Linked DNA regions of Mus musculus: region 2 is linked to region 1. Evidence: chromatin contacts called from ENCODE Hi-C or POLR2A ChIA-PET data. All regions are on one chromosome and are shown on one strand. The core of a region is the stretch at or near the end of the contact, and the rest is flanking DNA. Distances in the headings are between cores, read along the strand shown. Region 1 overlaps Fnbp1 (formin binding protein 1). Region 2 holds the start of Fnbp1 (formin binding protein 1).

What was found. A loop is a pair of places that touch in the nucleus more often than their neighbours do. ChIA-PET counts read pairs that join two places held with the same protein, here RNA polymerase II (POLR2A).
Region 2: a loop to region 1 is called in a map of heart, with 1.9 times the contacts of the local background. The contact joins the promoter of Fnbp1 here to the enhancer-like site in region 1. A Hi-C loop is called at or near these places in 10 of 37 maps with a recorded cell type or tissue (CH12.LX, Patski, T-helper 1 cell and 3 more). POLR2A ChIA-PET finds 5 or more read pairs at or near these places in 4 of 5 experiments (Patski and embryonic stem cell).

The regions. Positions count from the first base shown.
Region 1 is chr2:31,105,848-31,111,837 of GRCm38, reverse strand. All of the region lies in intron 1 of Fnbp1 (formin binding protein 1), which reads left to right. Among named protein-coding and RNA genes, the nearest start is that of Fnbp1, 33 kb to the left of the region's middle. Within about 2 kb of position 4,242, at least 2 of the 3 ENCODE cell types and tissues checked have a DNase peak (open chromatin) inside an H3K27ac peak, as active enhancers do; they include heart, where a contact is called at or near this core.
Region 2 is chr2:31,139,177-31,145,146 of GRCm38, reverse strand. Fnbp1 (formin binding protein 1) reads left to right here and starts at 3,139. Exons shown (of 17, transcript NM_001177648.1): 1 at 3,139-3,368. The coding sequence starts at 3,345.

The DNA.
Region 1 (5,990 bases), core at 2,993-5,492:
CCTTCTATGTAACAAATTAGAATACCCGGAAAAGAGGAGACAGTCAATGATAACACGAATGCAAATAAATTCTTTTTCTTATGGTAGAGTAACTTCAATGTCAATACTTAGAAGATCCACATATATCAAGGAAAATATTTTCTAAATGAAAACCTTGTGTGCTTGCTGTCATAAAACATAATGAAAAGCAGCTTGGGGAGGAACGGGTTCATTTGGCTTATAGGTTATAGTCAGTCACTGATGGAAGCCAGGGCAGGAACTTGGAGGCAGGAACTGTATGTAGCAGAGACCTTAGAAGAATACCGCTTGTTGACTCAGCCCCTGGCTTGCTCAGGTGCCTTTCCTATTCAGCCCAGGCCTACCTGTGTAGGGATAGCACTGCCCTACAAAGGAGGGCTAGGCTAGGCCCTCCGATGTCAATTAGTAATTAAGTTAAAAGCCCCACAAACAGTTCATAGGCCAGTCTAATGGAGGTAATTCCTCAGTTGAGGTTCCCTCTTCCCTGGTACATCACGTTGACAGCTAAGGCTAACTATGCCACCAGTGAATAATAGGTAATGGTGCCCAGTAAAAGCATCATTTTCAGTGTAAGGTGGACTGGTGGGTTTCATTGTAACTGTCAAGGATGTTTTGTTGCCATGGTTAGTTACTATGGCTGCAGATATCATATGGTGCCTACTCTTTGGGAAACTATTGGTGTGTTACCCAAGGAAGAGATCCGGCTATCTGCAAAGGCCATTGAGCTACTCTTCTTAGGGCTGAGGATGTGAATCAATCAATGTATAGCCAGCGCCCAGTATGCCAAGAGTTTACCCACAGCCCCCCACCACACACACACACACACACACACACACACACACACACACACACCACTTTAAAAGGGTAAAGACTTGATCAGGTGCACACCTGTTATACCAGGACTTGAGAGGTTTAGAGGCCGAACCCAGGAGTCCAACATCATTTGTGGCTAGGCCAGCTAGACAGGCCAGCTCTCCCCTGACCCTCCTCTGCCTGCCTGAGTGCATTTGTCTTTCTTCCCAGCTTCACCTCATCAAGAATGGCCACAGAAACAGAAGCAGCCAGTCTCTGTGAGGCTACTCTTCCCACTAGAGAGTTTTGTTTAGAAAACTGCAGTTTCTAAGCACAAAAATGGTTGACCTCGGATACATGACAATCCTTCCATTGCAGCCTCCCAGGTGCTGGGTAGCGGGCTGCCCCACCTGGGCACATCAGGAAGGAATATATTCTCGATTCTCGATAACACCACCATCCTCGCTGGAGTCTGGGATAGTTTTCTAAGGACCATTTATAATGTTTGCCACAAAGGAGTCTTTTTGAGATTTGGAATTTCTTCCCGTTAAATTTTCCACATTTTAGTCAAGAATGTAAGTGGGCCGATTGGTTTTTCATCTGTTTTGAATTTTCCTGTGGCTGCCTTGTCCTTCAATAGTAGCGGTGGGGCGTGGTCCCTTCAGGGATGCCTTAACATCGCCTACGGAGGATGCTGCGTGGAGGCAGCAGGCATTCATGTATTCGTTGCTATTTGAGGCTTTGCTGTGAGGATTCTCTGTCCTGTTTGGATCCTGTGCTTTGAGAAATAGCTTTACTACAGTTGGCAAAGTGGTTTTGGTAGCTGATAACTGTTGAAAGCACATTGCTGAGGTCTGGAGTGTAGTGCAGCTGATAGAGTGCTTGCCTCGCATCACAAAGCCCCTGCTTTGATCGCTGGTACTAGCTTGGCGATACATGCCTGTCATTCCTTTGTGTGGGAGGTAGAGGCAGGAAGATCAGGAGTTCAGGGTCATCTTGGCTTCATAGCGAGTTTGAGGCCAGCCTGGACTAAGTACCACCCTGTCTCAAAACTAAAGCCAATGGAAACATAACTGGTCAGTGAACTTTAAAGGGAACTCAGGTTTCTTTTTGTTTGTTTGTTTGTTTGGAAGAACTTAAGGCTATCCACCCTTGCTATAGAGAGTGTCAGGCAGCTGTCTCAGGGAGACTGTCAGCGAGACAGTAAAATCCAAGAGCAGAAGCTGTCAGAGTTTTCAGAGGTAATGGCGCTGTAGAGAAAACTCAAGGGGAGGCGGGAAGGGAAGACTTGTCTTGTTTTCACTGCTGAGGCTACAACCTTGAACTTCACCCTTTGTACTACTGAGCTCCAGCCCCAGCTCGTGACATATATATCAATATATAGATATAGATATAGATGTAGATGTAGATGTAGATGTAGATATAAAGATATATAGGTAGAAAGATAGACAGAGGATATGATATATTGGAGGGATGTGTGTGTGTGTGTGTGTGTGTGTATATATATATATATATATATATGTGGGGGACATGTGTGTGTGCGCACGCGCATGTGTGGGGAGGCCAGAGGTTGACTTCAGCTGTTATCTTCAGACACACCATCTAAACATCTCTTTAGATACAGGGTGAGTAAGCTGGCTGGTGAACCCCAGGGATCACCTGTCTCCATCTACCCAGCACTGGGCACTTTGACCTGGGTGTTGTGGATCAGACATGGTGTTCATGCCTTCAAGGCCAGTGTGTTAACCACAGGGCCATCACCCCAGCTATTACTTTTCTGTAAACCTGGCCGATATGAAACTAAACCAAGACAGGGCCACTGACCAACAGAGTACTTGTGGGAAGTCTCGGCCTGAGTGCTGGGAGCTCTTCATTCATAGCCATCACTTGAGTTACTTGTGTATTTGCCTCTTCCGGTTGTTTACAGAAACCTGCCGTCTTGTTTACCCCGCTCATTTGCTCAGCAAGCCTCCTGTAGAGATAACATAAATAAATAATCTTCTGAGCAGTGTTTCTTACAATGGACTCTGGGAGGCGTGGGGGTGGATCGAGAACCAAAAAAAAAGTGATGAGAATTTTAAATCTTCGTCCTTTGATTTTTACGACAACATTTTAAAAGATGGGTTGTAAGGACCAACACTTTTCACAGGAGTTATCTTCAGGGCATTTTAGTGGCACAAGACTCCGTGTGTCCTAAGTTGACACTTCTTTGTTCTCTGCTCCTGGCTACAAGCAAGGCTAAGGTCATTAATCTATAGATGGTGACCGTAAGCCAGTAATCTCAGCATTAGCTGTCAACTTGATAGTGTCACCTAAGAAAAAGAGTCTCAATTGAGGGAATGTGCACACCAGATCGGCTTGTGGACATGATTGTGGGTGCTTGCTTTGATTGTTCATTGTTTCGGGAGGATCCAGCCCACTGTGGGTAGCACCATTCCCTAGACGGGTGGTCCTGGACCTCATAAGAAAGCTAGCTAAGCACAAGGCTCTGAACAAGCAGGCAGTCAGCACCCTCCACAGTTTCTGGTTGAGTTCCTCCTTGAATTCCTGTCTTGCCTTTCTTCAGTGATGGGCTATGAGCTAGAGTGTAAACCGAAGCATACACTTTCTCCTCTCTGTCGTCTCTAGACAGGGTGTTTTATCACAGCAACAGGAAGGAAATTAGGACACATGACTCTGATTGACTCAAGGCTGATGCAGAAGCGGAAAGCACAGCTCAGCTCCAGCCTTCAACAAAGCTGTGTTGTGTTTGAAGAGGTCGCATCACATACCAGGGATCGAGACAAGAGAAAGCTTTTAGAAGGGGTGGGTGTGTATTTGTGGGGTAGATTGTGGAGATGATTGGTATCATGGGCACACACTTACCTTCAGACACTTCGGGTTATATGTGTTAAGTGTGTATAGCTTTCCTTGTTGTTGGCAGAATCTCATTATATTGTTCAGGCTGGCCTTGAAATCTTGGGTTCGTGTCCTCCTGTCTCAGCTTCCCGAGAGGTGAGATTTTAAATGTACACATCACTGTGTGCAGCCTCTTTAAAAAGAAGATTTTATTTTATTTGTGTGGGGGGGGGGGTGAGGGGTTGGCTTGAGATGGGGGGGGGTTTCTCTGTGTAGCTCTGGCTGTCCTGAAGCCCCCCTCTGAAGACCAGGCTGACCTCAGACTCAGAGATCCACTTACCTCTGCCTCCCAAGTCCTGGGATTAAAATCACCAGCCCTGGTAGGCGATTTTATTTTTAATTATTACTTGTATGTATATGTTCATGAGTGTAGGTTTGACCACGTAAGTACAGTGCCTGTGGAGATCAGAAACTTAAGATCCCCTGGAGTTTTACAGGACAAAGAGCCATATGCGACCTTAACCGTTGAGCTCTCTCAGCTCCCCTCCCCCTCTTGTGAGATGGCTTCTTATTGTAGACCAGGCTGTTTTCAACTTTGCTATGTAGCTGAGGGTGACCGTAAGCTTCTGATCTTCCTGCCTCTACTTTCCGAGTGCCGAATTTACAGGGGTGCGGGCCACACACAGTTCCTGAGGGATTAGAGATAGAACCCAGGGCTGCCTGGGTTTGCACTAAGCAAACACTCTACCAACTGAGCTGCAGCCCCAGCGCTGTGCCAGTGGCAGTCATATCTCAGGGATGGGGCTGGAAAGAATGCCCGAAGTGTGCCAGTTATATATTGCATGTCTTAAGACCTTGCATGTTTTAGAGAAGTGAAGCAGGGATTCCTGGGCATGCCAGGGACACCTAGCAGAGCTGTTGAGACTGTGTCAGTGAAGTCCTGGAGCTGGCCAGACCCTCGTTCTCTCCTGAGGCTCCCTCTGAGGCAGCAGCACGCCTCCCATCTGACCTGGCTCGAAACTCTTCCCGGGATGCTCTAATGCATTCTCTGGCTCTGTTCCATTGCTCTCCGGCTCCGCTTCCTGGGCCAGTCCTCCCTGCTGCTCCTGTGTGAGGCTGTCCTCCCCCTGGCACTCTGATCTGTGGCTGTAGCCTCAGACCATCCACTTCCCGACATCCTCCTGCGAGCTTGGTCCATCTGTGCTTGCAGGCTCTGCTGTGTGTACCAAACCCTTTATTCACATGGCCAAAGTGCACTGAGTCTTCCTCCCCTGTGTGGACTATTTCTTTATGTGCAGGAAGCAGACCCAGACTCACCCTGAAGCCCTTCCCCCTTTTGCTTGCGTCTCCCTCAGAGTCTGCAGCCAATCTGTCACTTACAGTAGCATTTGCCAAGTGTCAGCATGGCTTCCTCCTGCTGCTCTCACCTTCAGACTGTGGGGACAGTCTCCGGGCAGATCTGTGGTCACGATTTTGCAGAGCAGCTTGTGCTTTCTAAAGGGTCCAAGCTCCTTCTCTGTGCATTGAAGGCCTTGGAAAATCTGACCCTACACCCTCTCCAGCTCCATCACCCCTGCCCATACCCTGGTGCCCTCCCAGCCTCACCTGCACTCAAGGGACACAAACCCATGGGAATCCCGGCTGTCTCCACAACCAGGCATCAGCAGTGGCTGGCACACTTACCCATCTCCCTCTTCAAAGCAGAAACCCCTAGCCTCTGTACAAGGTGTAGTCTAACCTCGTTCAGTTTTGGTTCCCTGGGTCCAATTGCTTTTTTGTCTGTGAGACATAGTGTAGCGAAGTCCACAGTGAGATGTCTTACTCACTTGAGAAAAAGCAAAATGTGATAACTGTACCCTGACCCTTTCTGCTCTCCAAGTGCAAGCAGCTGGTTCTTTCTTTAAAAAAAAAAAAGATGCAGGGTGGGATACATGTCTTTAAGCCCAGCATCCCTGAGGCAGAGGCGGGTGGATCTCTGAATTCCAAGCCCCTGGCCACTTATCAAGTTCCAAGCCAGCCAAGGCTACATAGTGAGACCCTGTCTCAACCAAAAAGAGGGGAAAGCTAGAGAGATGACCCAGCAGTTAAAAGCACTGGCTGCTTTTTCCAAAAGACCAGGGTTCAATTCCCAGCACCCATTACTGCCTGTAACTCTGGATCCAGGGACCCGAGACCTTCTTCTGGTTAGCATGGGTACCAGGCGCACACACTTGGTGCACTTACGTATATACAGGCAAAGCACCCACATACATAAAATAAATATAAGAAATTATTTTTTATTTTATTGGGTAAGTGTGCGCACGTGTGCATGAGGGTACTTAAGGAGTCTAGGAAGGGTTTCT
Region 2 (5,970 bases), core at 1,890-4,389, 34 kb before region 1:
ATTGTAAGAGAGGAAACTGAGGTTTGGAGAGGGGAAACTCTGCAGCTGCTTGCACTGAGCTCTGCATAGCTCAAGTGCACATGGTATAAATTACCAGAAGCCACACACTGAGTAAGGACTGAACACTGGGATCCCCAACAAACAGAAAACCCAGTCTGCTTCAGAAACTCCATCTATATGCCACTGAACCCCAAGTCAAATAGTAATCCCAGTCAGGTTTAGAATGGACCAAATACCTGATAGATTTGTCTCTAATTACTCAGAAATGGTGACTGGAGCAGGAGGATACCCTCCAAAGTTCTGGGCTGCCTGGGCTACACAGTAAGATCTTGTCTCAGAAAATAAGGACTCAGAAGATGGCCAGCCAGTAAAGACATTTGCCATCAAGCCTGATGACCTAAATTCAGTCCCTGGAACCTGTGCTGTGGTAGGAGAAAACTGGCTCCCACATATGTGCCATATGTGCATACACTCATATACACCCAACTAAACAAATATATAAATATACTAAGCTTTACAAGGTTGTAGCATGAGCCTTTAGTCCATCATCACTTGGGAGGCACAAGCAGGTGGAGCTCTGTGAGTTCAAGGCCAGCCTGGTCTACAAAGAGAGTTTCAGGACAGCCAGGGGTGTTACACAATGAAACCCTGCCGGGGGGGAGGGGGAGCACGAGGGGAAGGAAGGAAGGAAAGAAAGAAGAAAAAGAGCAAACCAAACAGCCAGAAGCCTATGCAGGAATAGTTGGTGGTGTTTGTCCAGATGCCTTAGAGTTAACCCCTTCCCTGCCATCAGTTCATTCAAAAGCAAAGACCAGGCCTTTGTGACTGGAGGTGGAGCAGGTATGCAGCTGTGCTGAGGTCAGCATTTGCTAGGGTGAGACTGACCCAGCTAAAGCATCAGCACTGCAGCTGCCTTTCATCCTCTGAGCTTCTGACTCAAGCCTCTTCCAGTTGCCGTCCAGCCTTATCCACCATGAAAGATACGGAGTAAGTGTGCTCCGTTAGCTCGACTCCTGTAGTCCACAGTGGCTTCCAGAGGTTCTGCAGCTAACAATTTCTGCTTACTCGAATAAAACGACTCATCTTTCGGCATCTTTCTCTCCTTCCGCTTCTTTCTCTTCAGGGCACAGGTTGCTTTACCTCCTGGCTAGCCTATTTTTTCAAGTGGTCATTCTAGTTTTCCGAAGTCAAGATTAGATCATTTCGTGGACGGAAAAGGAAACGACTAACAAGCGGGGAGAGAGGCAAGGTGATAAGGATGCCAGCAGGCAGGGTCTCCCTACAGTGGTCATTTTCAGCTTGGAGAAAATAAAACCCAGTGACATTGCGGGCCCTGGGGAGATGGCTAAGGGAGACTAAGAGTATTGGCTGCCCCCCCAGAAGACCTAGGTTTGACTCTCCATCCCCATGAGTGGTTCACAACCATCTGCAGGTCACTTCCAGGGGTCCCAAGGGCCCCAGTCATGAATGGGTGCGCTGATACACATGCATACGGAACACAAAACAACCCTGCGGCGTGGTTAACATTGCTTACAGTCCCAAGCCCTCCAGCTCACCCTTGCCATAAGTCTGCCTTGGAAGGAAGGTGCCTGACCATCCTGATGCTTGCATCCCTGGCAGGCGAGGGAGTCAAGAGTGCTCAGACCTGGTAAATGTGGGAGCAAAATACTTCAAACAGACACAGAGGGTGGAGGCCATGTCTTGAGGCTGACAAAAGACAGACCAGAATAGTTTTGATAGTTGTAACTGCCTGGCAAAGGAAGTAGGAGGTCCTGAGGTTTAAGGCAAGGTTTCTCAGCTCCGCCCCTCCTTCCTTTTTCTTTCTTTCTTTTTCCTTTTCCAACAAATTTATTATTTTGTGCTTAGTTTTGGTTTTTGAGACAGGATCTCACTATGTAGCTGTAACTCATAGAGATCCACTTGCCTCTGCCTCCATACCTCACCATTATTGTTTACCATTGTTATTTTATTTTAGCTGAGGTTTTCCCCTTTGTGGACCAGGTCATCCTACTTGGTATTTACTATGTGGCTCAGGTTGGCCTTGAACTTGCAGCAGTCTTCCTACCTCTGCCTCAGGAGTGTTAGGACTGGTTAGGAGTGTTAGGTCTGGGACGGCACACACTGGGCTGAGATTCACCCTTTAAGGAGATTTAACTCACTGTTGGAAAAAGATGAACGGGTTCAGGATAACAGGGAGTGGAGAATTGTGTAGAAGAGGGTCACGACTCTGGAGGAGAGGTCTCGGAATTCAGAGAAAGAAAGATTCTGAGGAGACAGTTGGAAGCCCCCAGATTCTCCACAGCATGTGAGAAATGACATTCTGTGGAGTTTTGGAAGAGTTAATGAGATGGTTCCCATTCTGCGTCAGCCACCCACTGGCCAGTTCACCTCCTCTGTTCACATCACTAGGCCTGGACTGGTAGACACTGCCTCCTTTTGGCAGCTGAGGCTCTCCCCCAGATAGAGGTGAAACCTGTTCTAGACCACCCAGCCAAAGAGTGCAGAGGCTGAATTTGAACCCTCCAAAGTCCCTGTGGGCCCTTCAGAGATTCTGCTGTCCTTCAGCAGGGTAACAACTTCACTGCCGAGATTCCTGGCCAAATAGGCAGAAAAAGGCACTGGTTATAATTCTTTGGGCTCACATTCCCGAGTTCTTTCCCTGGGTTCCTGGATCTGCTGGATTGCTGTTCCCTTCAACGTCCTATGTACACTGTGCACCGACGTCACGGTCCCAGGCCCCACTCCTACGCGCGCGCTGCCGAGCTCTTTGGGCCTCCACAGTGTCTGGATAGTGGAAGAAGCCACTCCGGGAGCTTCTAAGGTGGGCGTCGGCGGCCACCTGGCGAAAGTTCTGAAATGCAAAACAGCGCTAGGCGCGATGGGTAGAAGGCAGATGGCGATGGAGGGACGTGATCACCAGCAGCCCAGTCTGCAGACAGAGAGCGCAGGTCCCAAAAGAGTTGGGCTCGCTGGTTGCCGAATACCGATGACGAGCAGGAGTCCCCAGGGGTTCACGTCCTTCCAGACCCCCGGGGCAACTGCGCCAAAGGGAGCCTGTGGGCGGGACGGTATGCACGAGCTGTCAGTCCGGTCCCGCCCCGTCCCGCCTCTCGTCCCGCCCCATCCCGCCCCTCAGCTCCGGTGCGGGGCGGGCGCGCTGCGGCGGTCGCTGCTGCTGCTTCCTCGGGCCATTTTGCTCCGCGCGGAGCGACGAGAGGTTGCGAGCTCGGGCTAGAGGAGGCGCGGGCCGGGGGAAGCGGCGGGCTTTCCGCATTCACAAGGTTCGGAGGGCCGCAGCGATCGCCGGCGAAGGGGGTCGGAGGCCCCTTCCCGGTCCCTGCACCATGAGCTGGGGCACTGAGCTCTGGGTGAGTGAGGGGCCGGGCCGCGGGCGGCCTGGGCGGGAGGCGCATCGAGGGGCCTCGGCGTGCGTCGTCGCCCAGCAAAGAGGGAGCGCGGATCGGGTGGCCCCGGCGGCCTCGGGGCGGCGTGGAGCTGGGTCCGGGCTCCCGGAGCGGCAACCCGCGGGCGTTCCCCGGGGGCGTGGGGCCCGCGCTGTGCCGGGCTGCGTAATTGCGCGCGCCCCTGGCCGGAGCTCTGGGGCCGATCTATACGCTTGGAGGTGCGGGCGGATCCCGCGCTACTCCCGGGGGCGGGGCGGCCTGGCAGGCGCAGGGTTTCGGGTCTCGGGGGTACCGGTAGCGAGAGGTAAGGTCTTCTCTCTGAAAGTGAGGACTTTAGCCCCGAGGCGGTTGGAGCGCACTTGTATCTTGGAGACAGCTCAGATTCTGAATTTGAGGGGGGCTGCGGTGTTTGGTCCGCAGGGGGACAGCGGTAGGGGAGATCATAAGATAGCACGGAGGGACGATTGCCGGGGACCTGGTTCTGTCCTGCTGCCCAGAGGAAACGAAACGGTTTCGAGAGGGGATAATCTTGCGAGGATCCTTCCTTTGGGGGTGCAGGTGGGTTAGTGATCAGCTTGTATCTGGAAACGGTCCCATCGAGGGCGATCAGAGGACGCCAGGACAGCTCTCAGGGCATCTCCGGGAAAGGGAGGCCGTTGGCCGAGGGGCAGGGCCTGTTGCCCTGCCTTCCTCTGGACTCGAGCACGGGGAAAGGCTGGTCATAGGCGTGCGGTGCAATGGCCTGGGTGAAGGTGGGGAAGAAACCGCGGTTACTGCGCTGAAATGTGCCCGAGACCAGTCCTTCTCAGTGATGAATCCTAAGTGCCCGCTGACTACCTTTCTGAATTCCATTTGTGAAGGGTGTGGAGGGATAAAGTATGGGGTGGTGTTGCCATCCAAGATGAGGCCAAGAAATGCCGTGTCAAAATAAGGTTAGGGCAATTAGGGAAATGCTGTGCATCCCCCTTAAATTATTTTCTTTGCCTTGATTGTTTTTACATAACCATTCCTTAGACTACAGTAGCTTCTGCTAATACTAAAATCCCGGGAGCATTGGCTCCCAAGATAACTCATTTCATAAACATCCTCTGTCAAAGGGGTTCCCATTCATTCGGCTGTCAAAATGTCAGGTGACCGGGGCAAATGCCCATTTTGAAAATAAATGTAACGCATAGTTTGAAAGCAACTTGTACACACCCACAGTAGGCAAAACTGTTCGCCTATGCGTGCTATTTTCTTTTCTGATTTGGGGGTGTGTGGTTTGGTTAGTTGATTGGGTTTTGGTTTGGTTTGTTTTTCTTTCACACCGTGGTGGGGGCACATCAGAAGTCAAGGTCAGCAACAGAATGGAAGTCTGGGCATGTGTTCAAACAGCAGGGCATAACTCTGAAGGCAGAAAATACTTGGTTCTTGAGCGACTTAGGGAGGTGGATATTTTGTAGCCATATTGGTGAAGGATGTAGCTGGTGACCCAGGCGAGGGCAGGTATAGCTGGGCTAAAGAGCTGACATCATGGCTGTTCTTCCTGCATCTTTGAGGAGTGGAAAACAGGAGGACGTCAAACACAGGAGCCACTCCTGGTGACTCACACTGTAATCCCCAACTCTGGAAAGGCTGAGGCAGGAGGATTGCTGTGAGTTTGCATCCAGCCTGGAATACATAGTGACTCCCAAGTCAGCAGGAGCTACGTGCGTAGTAAGGCCTTGTCTGAAAAAGCAAAACAAAAAGCTACCAAGGATGTGACTCAGGTAAAATACTTGCCTGGCCTGGACCTGGACAAGGCACTAGAGATTGAACCTAGCACCAGAGGTGGAGAGAAGAGAATGTCAGGAAGTATTTTAAATGGTGAGAGATATAAAGTATTTGTATTTAGCTTACTTGATAAATTTGTGAGTTTTCTTATAGCCAATAGCAGATTGGCCTGCCATACTGTAGATGAAGTATATGGAAATGAGAAAATAAAAAGGGTGACTTAATTTTTATTTTTGGTTTTGTTTTTAAGGCATGGTGAGTACAGGCCTTTACCTTTGGGTAGCTTATAGTTTAATGGAAGGAATAGGTGAGCGTGTTATGATACTATCAAGAAAAACTAGTGCAAAACATGGGTTTTGAGGCAAAAATACTCACTATTAGCTCTCTTAAAACAGTTTTACAAAAAGAAAGGAAAGAAGGAAAGGAAGCCAGCCTAGGGGGATGAGGGAAAGCAGGGTTGAAGAGGCCCGCTGTCTCCGGCTGGGTCTAGTGGTCAGAAGCTTGGATGTGCAGTATCCTGGCGGCCAGGCCAAGGCCCTGATTGAGGGTTTTCCTTACTTGGTGGCTTTGGGACCTCGCTGTGGTAATGAGATAATGATGGGTCGCTAAAGTCTCACTTGGCAGAATGACACTTCTGGATTCGATGGCACAGTTTGGGTGGCCGCAAGTGATTGGCGGCAGGTGGCCTCAGCGCTCATGACTGGCACCGATCTTAACAGATTGTATGCAGTCTTGGGACTTTAGTGAAAGTCCAGCAAGGCCCTGAAAAAAAACTCTTCTGGTTTCAAACACTTGTTCTAGGTAAAAAGCCCAC